Linked DNA regions of Homo sapiens: region 2 is linked to region 1. A link is a contact called in ENCODE Hi-C data. All regions are on one chromosome and are shown on one strand. Each heading gives the region's core, a stretch centred on a gene start or an enhancer-like site at or near the end of the contact. The rest is flanking DNA. Distances are from core to core; before and after follow the strand shown. Region 1 has its middle 170 kb from the start of LINC02272. Region 2 holds the start of GRIA2 (glutamate ionotropic receptor AMPA type subunit 2).

Region 1 (4,400 bases), core at 578-3,077:
TATAACATGGCTAAACTACATTATATCCATTTGTAATAAAAAATCTTACTCTGCTTTGTTATAGTATTAACTTATAAGTATACATTCAAGCTATAAGTAAATTACTCAGAATCAAAAGCAATTTGAGCTGGGCGCGGTGGCTCACACCTATAATTCCAGTACTTTGGGAGGCTGAGGCAGGCGGATCATGAGGTCAGGAGATTGAGACCATCCTGGCTAACACGGTGAAACTCCGTCTGTACTAAAAATACAAAAAATTAGACAGGTGTGGTGACACGCGCCTGTAGTCCCAGCTACTCAGGAGGCTGAGGCAGGAGAATCCCTTGAACCCTGGAGGCAGAGGTTGCAGTGACCCGAGATTGCACCACTGCGCCCCAGCCTGGGCGACAGAGCGAGACTCTGTCTCAAAAAGAAAAAGAAAGAAAACGAAAATTCTTTTAACCCTCATTTACCTTGCATTTCTATAATTGTAAAACATAGAAATATTAACATAGCTATTAGAGATTATTCAGTGTTGCCTTGAGGCTCCAGTTAAAACAACAGAAATGAATACACTCCTCAAGTTTTAAACACAATGAAATGTTATGAACTATTTTTAAGAGAAAAATCCCTACCTACTTGTGTAACAAATTATTGCTATGTGTTAATGATATATGTTGACATAGCTCATATATAGCACATACATTGAGCAATAAATATTGAAATGTTTTCTTTATTCATGCTAGCCCTTTTCAATCCATTTTAAACATTTAAGGGGCTTTGTCATAAAATAATTTTTTATTAAAGTGAATTGTATATAAATCCCATTTTGCAATGACTATTTTTTTAAAAGACAAAGAAGAGAATGATAAATGAGCTTTCTGCTATTGATCTATTCAGCCACAGGGTGTCATTCTTGGAGTACAGATTAGCCTGTCTAGAAGCAATACTCTGGCAGCAGATACCAAACACCATATCATATTCAGTATGTTGAATACATAATGAAAGCTCCTGACTTTTAGCCTAATTTAATACTTCTTTATACTCAGCAAACTACATCATTAGACATTTTCCAGATCTGTTTTGTAATTTTTAAATTATCTTTAGAATAAAAGCATGAAGACAACAAACAAAATTTCTAGTGGACTCAACCTCAGTGAATTGAATTAGATTGCTAGTCTTGGGAAGATAGTGAGAGAAAATATACAATCGGTACTGCTCTCTTATATTCAGAGAGAGTTATAAGGAAAAACAACGAAGTTGACAGATAGCCATACTTATAAAAAGCATTTTCCCTTTAAAAGTTATTTCCATTTATTTCATCAAACTAATAGATTATATCGCACCAGTACATGGCTCAAGAAAACTCCAAACATGCTTGGTATAGCTATTTTATGCTGAATTTGCAAAGCGTTCTAGGCCGAAAGTTAACATAGACTATGGAACTATAGTCTCACCCAAATCAGTTTAAACTTGGCACCAAGTATCCCACTTTGTCTTCTCCCACATTGGGTACAACTCATCTGAAAAAGGGTAACTTTAACCATGGTGCATAAGTCATGAAAATGGCTTGGAAAGACCTCATTAAAATGGGGCCAGATAAAGGTTAAGAAAAAGGTGATATTAACCTGACACTTTGCTTCTCTCTTCTTTAATCACTGGTAATGTGGGGACACTTAAACCTCTATCATAAACTTAGATGGAAATTCCCTCATGCCTACTTACATTGCTCCCAGCCCATCATCATGTGTAGAAAACAGATCAATGTTTTACTCCTTCATTCAGAGAGCTTTTTTCAAATATGATCCCATAATAGAGAGAAAACCAGACATGATTCACGTACTCATGCAGCTTAGTCTCTAGTGAGTGAGAGAGACATGAATCAACCACGCAAGTAAGACATAACATTCCAATGTGGTTAGTGCTAAGAAAGAGAAACACACCACAGTGCTACAAATGCTTATTTAATTGGGAATTTTACCCATGACTAGAGAAGAATTTCCTGAGTTAGCCAGGGCAGAGCTAGGGTATGGTCAATGAGTAATACTAACCAATCAAATAGAGAACAGAGAGAGATCAAGTCTGGAGCCTGTCAGGAAGACAGTATCATGAGCTCCAGTAACTGAAGAGGTTCAGGTCTCATCAAACAGATGGTGAAGACAATGTGGTGGAAAAGGCTGAAATGGTAGTCAATAAGTCATGTCAAGGATTTCGGTCTTTGCTTTTTGGTCTTTATCCTAAGAGCAAGAGGAAGCCGATGAATGTTTCCAAGCAAGAGAAGGATGAGGGAGGGAAAAGTGTTGAATATTCTAAGGTGCAGATTTGCACTTTGAGAAAGATTATTCTGTTTAGGATGCAAAAGGAATTTTTAGTGGACAAAGGTGGTTCTTGGAAAACCAGTTACAAGCTAGAAGTTGGCGGCTTGTATTAAAGAAACAAAAGTTAAAAATCGAAATAAGATGGACTTGAGACATATAGAAAGGAATTCCTTACCTATCTAGGGATTCTGTGTGGGGATGAATCTTTGATTTCGTCTCATTAATGGCTGGTGAGACTCCATTGTACAAAAAAAAGTTGATTTAAGGGACTACACCTGACTGGGTGCAGTGGGTCACACCTGTAATCCCAACACTTTGAGAGGCCAAGGTGGGAAGATCGCTTGGGCCAGGAGTTCGAGACCAGCCGGGGCAACAAAATGAGAACTTGTCTCTTCCAGAAAATTTTAAAACTTTGTGAGGCATGATGGCTCACACCTGTAGTCCAAGCTGCTCTGGTGCCTAAGTCGTTCAACATCACCCCAAGAAAGGTAAAAGGAGGTTTCCTGACTTATGGTCACATATTTCAACTACTCATTCATATGTTTAGCTATATATCACCACATACTCCTCTAAAAATTATTATAACAATTTAGATTTTTACCAAAAAATGGAGACCCAATTGTCCCATGTTCTTGATACCTCTGAGCAATGTCAATCTTTTTTATCTTGACTTATAAAACTTGGTTTAAAAAAACTTACTCTCTTGTCATTTCCTCAATTAGGAAGCAGTTGAACACATTTTCACAAGTTTGTTAGCTATCTTTATATCTTTTACATGAATTGACTATTTTCATTTGCCCAATGCTAGCACAGTGTTTGACTTTTTCTGAAAGATTTATAAAAGCTATAGTTTTTATGTTTCGTTGCAAATTATCTTCCTGTTTGTTTAATAAAAGCAAGCTAAGGACCTCTGCTTACCCTCAAACTGTACTATCTGTCACAGCTTCTGCTTCCTCACGATTTTAAATTTCCTTATAACTTCAGCTGGTTCATGGCCACTTAGTCCTATTGTCATCTCTATAGGGTTTTTGTATTTAGAAGATAAAATTACAAGACAGCCAATTAAATTTGAACTTCAGATAAAACAACACATATTTTTAACTGTAAGTATGTCTCATGAAATATTTGGGACATAACTATGAACTTGCATGTTGTTTATTTAAAATTGAAATTTAATTAGCTGTTCTGAATTTTTGTGACAACCTTCTCTCTGTTTCAAGCTACCTAATTCACTCCATATTTGTCCACCCAAATTCCAACAAATAAGAATAATATTATTCTATTCTATCCCAATTTGGACAAATAATTTTTAAGTTAATTTATAAGCTGCAAGCCTTCTAATGGATTAATTGCCTTTAAGTGAGTTGCCCAGGATAACATTGAAACTAAGGGGGAGCTCCCATCAGCAGAATCAGGATTTTATCAGAGAAGAGTGGAAAAGTTATGGACCCCATGACTATTACGTAAAAAATATATCACTTTTCCACTTAGAGATTTTTTAAAATAAATATGCAATAATAGTTTTAAATTATAATCATATTTATTTTGTTTTTTTGAGTTTTAAAGTATAATATTATTTGATAAAGGCCCTACATCTTCATGTATCTAGATTTTTCAGGAAAATCAAGAATCGATGTGGTAAACTGAATAACAACCCATGAAAAATGTCTATCTCCTAATCCTGGAATCTGCAAGTGTGTTGCCTTATGTGTCAAAAGGTACTTTGCAAATGTGATCAAAGCATCTTGAAAGGGGGAGATCATTCTGAATAATAATTATCCTGGGCCCAGTGTATTCACAGGAGTACTTATGAGAGGGAGGCAGTATAGTTAGATAGTGGGATGATGGGTGCAGAGTTAGAGAGAGAGAAATTGGAAGATGCTACACTGCTGGCTTTGAAGATGGTGGATGGGGCCAGGAGCTAACGAATGAGGCGGCTTCCAGAAGCTGGAAAAGGAGAGAAAATGATTTTCCCCTAGATTCTCCAGAAAGAATGCAGCTCTGCCAACACCTGAACTTTAGCCCATGAGAGCCACTTTTTAGTTTCTGTCCTCCAGAACACTAAGATAATAAACAAATGTGTGTTGTTTTAAGTCACTAATC
Region 2 (4,114 bases), core at 513-3,012, 740 kb after region 1:
AAAGGTTAAATACATTTTTATTTAGAAGACCTGCTTTATATACAGTGTGGAGTACTTATAACATACTAATAAAATTCTAAGGCATAAAATTAAGAGATATTTTAGTCTATAGTTTATAAGCTTAATAATAGATTACAGCTATTCTCACTTCATGGTTTAGGACTACATCAAAAAGAGGGAAAGGTTATAATTTGAAATGACAGCAATATAGGATCCAAGAGCCATAGAAGCCACTTTGCTCATCATCATTTTTAAAATGGGGAAATTGAGGCCAATGTGATTAAGAAGCAAGCATAAGATAATCCAGTCAGCAATGAAGCTGCAAGCACAAGAAGGCAGCCTGATAGACTCATGGCATTTTGGAATACTAGCAGTTCTCTTTTTAGTACTGTAAGCTCCAATCTCCCTCTTCCTGGAAACAGTTCCTTGTTCTCAATCTTTCTTTATTTGTTTAAACCAGTAAAGACATGCAACTTGGTGGGGCTTTTCTGAGTCCGCAGAGGGAATTGTCAGAGCAGGTTTCCAGGAATGAGCTTGGAAAAAGCACCATGAAGAACATAAATTTCACACGGGAAGTCCAGTCATCCATCTCGCCATCAATTCTCTCCCTTCAAACTTTTAATATCTAACCTCATCTTTCTTTCCCTGTGGCCCGCGTGTTCAGTAGAGCGTGGTGGCTTACTTTCTTTAGGCAGTGATTTTTCGAAACCCCCGGCCAAAACGCGATGGGGAAACAGATTTCTAAGTAAGTCTCTGGGAAAGAATCTGCATCTCTGTGGCATTCCTACACTAGCTTCATCTTCTAATCACTTTCCTCTAATAGCCTTTCCTTAAACCAGAGTCTCTTGCTTTCAATCTGCATAAAGCAAGGGCTTCTAGGAAACCAAGTCTACATGACTCTACAAGGGAGGGATTGCAGTGAAAGCTGCGAGAAAGACCCGTGCGCTCTGTAACTAGGCGAGTCAGCATCACAGCCCAATGGAATATACTCTAAAGATGGGATTTTCATGCAAAATATTTAAAAGATTCCATCTTGATCTCTTGTGCGGCTTAAGCATTTAAAGATATAACTTGGGGTTCTCCCTGGATCCTGGCTACATCCCATGAAGCCCAAGTGCACAATTTTGGAATATTTCCTCCACGGTGCTTTGCTTGCTTGTTTGCTTTCGGCTGGGTCAGGTGAGGAGGATGACAGGGCTTCTGTATTGCTAAATGGGTTTTCACAGGAGATGGAAGATAAAAATCAAAATTATTTGTAACGTAAGACAGCAGGGCCTGGTGAGAGGACGCTTCGCCGCCAACAATTAGCAATTCGGCTTCTACACAGCAGCCGGAGATCAGCTTTGCTGCATTTGGTCCAGGTTGGAGCATCTCCGCAGCAGCTGCAACAGCCGCACGAAGGTAGCTCCGGGCGGGGAGCGAGGCGCTGTCCTCGGTGCTGAAAGGCCGAGGCGCGCGGTGGGCGCGACAGCCCCGGAGACCCGAGGTCTCGCGGAGGGACAGCGGCTACGGGCCCCGAGCTGTGCTTTCTCAGCGCCGCGCACGCGACGCGTCCACGGTGGTGCGGGGTGCCGGGCGCCGTGCGGGGGAGGGGGCGCGCGCTCCCGCCTCCTGCCGCGAGTCGCGCACGCGCGCCCGGGACTGCCTGCCCCTCTCTGTGACTTGCCTGTGTGTGTGCGTGTGTGTATGTGTGTGTGTGTGTGTGTGTGCGCGCGCGCGTGAGTGAGAGAGGAGAGAGGGAGAAGAGAGCGCGAGAGAGGGTGAGTGTGTGTGAGTGCATGGGAGGGTGCTGAATATTCCGAGACACTGGGACCACAGCGGCAGCTCCGCTGAAAACTGCATTCAGCCAGTCCTCCGGACTTCTGGAGCGGGGACAGGGCGCAGGGCATCAGCAGCCACCAGCAGGACCTGGGAAATAGGGATTCTTCTGCCTCCACTTCAGGTTTTAGCAGCTTGGTGCTAAATTGCTGTCTCAAAATGCAGAGGATCTAATTTGCAGAGGAAAACAGCCAAAGAAGGAAGAGGAGGAAAAGGAAAAAAAAAGGGGTATATTGTGGATGCTCTACTTTTCTTGGAAATGCAAAAGATTATGCATATTTCTGTCCTCCTTTCTCCTGTTTTATGGGGACTGATTTTTGGTGTCTCTTCTAACAGCATACAGATAGGTAGGTACCCTTTGTGCTATGCTTTTGAATTGTGCATAATTTGGTGGTAATCTTTGTTCACAGTGTACAAATTAATTCATGTCATGTAGACTTATGTCATACCTTGACTGCATTCCAGATTTAAACTACCTAGAATATACATGTTTTTCTTAGGATGAAGCAAAAGGAAAAGACTATGCCTTTGATACAATAGAAGAAAAGGTCCTCTCATTTCGGATCCCCAAATTTTATTAATTCTGCCTTAGCGACATTTTCCAGTTTGCTCAGATTTTCTTGGGGTCTGAATGCAAAGCTTGTGATTACATGGAAAGGTGAAGGTTTCTGGCCGCCTACCTCGCCTTCAGACTCTCATCTGGGTCTTGACCCCTTGGCTAGCTTTTGGATATTCCACCCCCGCTGTCCGAGTCCGTAGGTGTGTTTATTCGGCCTATTCGCGTGAATAAGAGACTCTTGGATTTTTGGGCGCTAGCGCGCGCCCCTCCTTTCCCTCCCGGGGCACTGACACTGTTCTCTTGCTTGCTGTTTGTTCTTTGCAGGGGGGCTATTTCCTAGGGGCGCCGATCAAGAATACAGTGCATTTCGAGTAGGGATGGTTCAGTTTTCCACTTCGGAGTTCAGACTGACACCCCACATCGACAATTTGGAGGTGGCAAACAGCTTCGCAGTCACTAATGCTTGTAAGTAATGAATATTCATGCCTTTCGGGTGCTGCACGCGGAAGGCCAGCGAGTGTGAGTGTGTGTGTGCGTTTCTGGGGTGGTGTGTGTGCGTTTCTGTGTGTCAGTGTGTGGGTGTGAGTGACTGCACACACGCGTGCGTGTGACCGTGTAGAGAGAAGGTGGCTGTAATCTCAGGGACCCCCGCTGGCTGGAGAGGGCTGAAGAGAGAGGGAAAGGACGTCAAGAGTGTGCGCATTAGGGAGCCGGGGTGAGGGTTGGAGCCAGGGAGGGCGGCTTTCTTGGGTTCAAGGGGTTTTCGCTCATCTTGAGTGCTTCAGGAGAAGCCCTCCCACCTCGCTCCCCATCGAGCGCCTGTTGGCACCCTGCCCACAGAGAACACGTTGTTCCCCAGGGCGCGCAGTCGGGCTGTTGGACAAATCCCACGAGGGACTGCCGGAGCCCAGTGGCCTCCTGCCCCAGCAGCTGCCGCTCTCGCCCGCTGCCCCCAGTTTAGATCCGCAGCACCGGCTGGGCTCACCCTGCGGCCCTCGCGAGCTCCATGTTCTCCTCTTTGGGACAAGTTGTTGAAATGGTTCCGGAGTTGGGATCGGGGCTGTTACATAACGCCCACCCGAGGGGCGAGGAGCGGGGCTGACGCAGGCTCAGGCCGGCCGGGTGGCGTGGGGGTGGGGCGGGGAGGCGGTGGAAAGGGGGAGCGCTGTCAATTTCTCCTGCTCAGTTGCGCTTCCGCTTAAGTTGGAGGGGGCGAGGCCGCCAGGGGCGCCGCGGTCAGCTTGCCAGCCCGGCGCGCTTTGTTCTCAGGTAGCTGGGCTCCAGCAGAGGCAGCCGGGGAAAAGGACTGGGAAGCCGTGGGATCTGGCCGAGTTTGAAAATCTGGAGAAGTCGCTGATCAGCCATTTTAGTCTTTGCAATGCTCCATATTAACCCTCTCACTCCGCGCAGTGCTCCGGGACTCGCTGGGAAGCTCTGTGATGGGTTCAGATAAAGTACTAGAAACCAAACAATTAGGGATCTAAAAGGATTGGTGTGGAGGCCAGAGGGCTCCGGTCCCCGCGCTCGCTCCCCCGCGCAGGCGTGGGCAGGCAGTCGCGGCCACTGTGCCTTCCTGCCCTCTTCCCAGCAGCTGCCATCATTTCCTGCCGACTGCCCTGCGGTGATTCTTTCCTGCCCTAATATTCGCAGTCGTTATTTCATAGATAACAATTTGGGGGAGATCTGCGGATGGCTCACTTCCCACTTTGGCTACAGAGCTTGGGGAAAATTACCACA

What was found. Hi-C counts contacts between places; a loop is a spot of excess contacts on that map. Pooled maps may share reads with other maps.
Region 2: a map of MCF 10A shows a loop between it and region 1 (6-fold over the local background). The contact joins the promoter of GRIA2 here to the enhancer-like site in region 1. A Hi-C loop is called at or near these places in 10 of 168 maps with a recorded cell type or tissue (GM12878, HCT116, HepG2 and 7 more), 8 of 37 single-sample maps with no recorded cell type and 14 of 50 pooled maps.

The regions. Positions count from the first base shown.
Region 1 is chr4:156,474,589-156,478,988 of GRCh38, forward strand. No RefSeq gene overlaps it. Among named protein-coding and RNA genes, the nearest start is that of LINC02272, 170 kb to the right of the region's middle. Within about 2 kb of position 1,828, at least 3 of the 41 ENCODE cell types and tissues checked have a DNase peak (open chromatin) inside an H3K27ac peak, as active enhancers do; they include mammary epithelial cell, where a contact is called at or near this core.
Region 2 is chr4:157,218,966-157,223,079 of GRCh38, forward strand. It overlaps GRIA2 (glutamate ionotropic receptor AMPA type subunit 2), which reads left to right and starts at 1,763. Exons shown (of 16, transcript NM_001083619.3): 1 at 1,763-2,165; 2 at 2,702-2,842. The coding sequence starts at 2,078.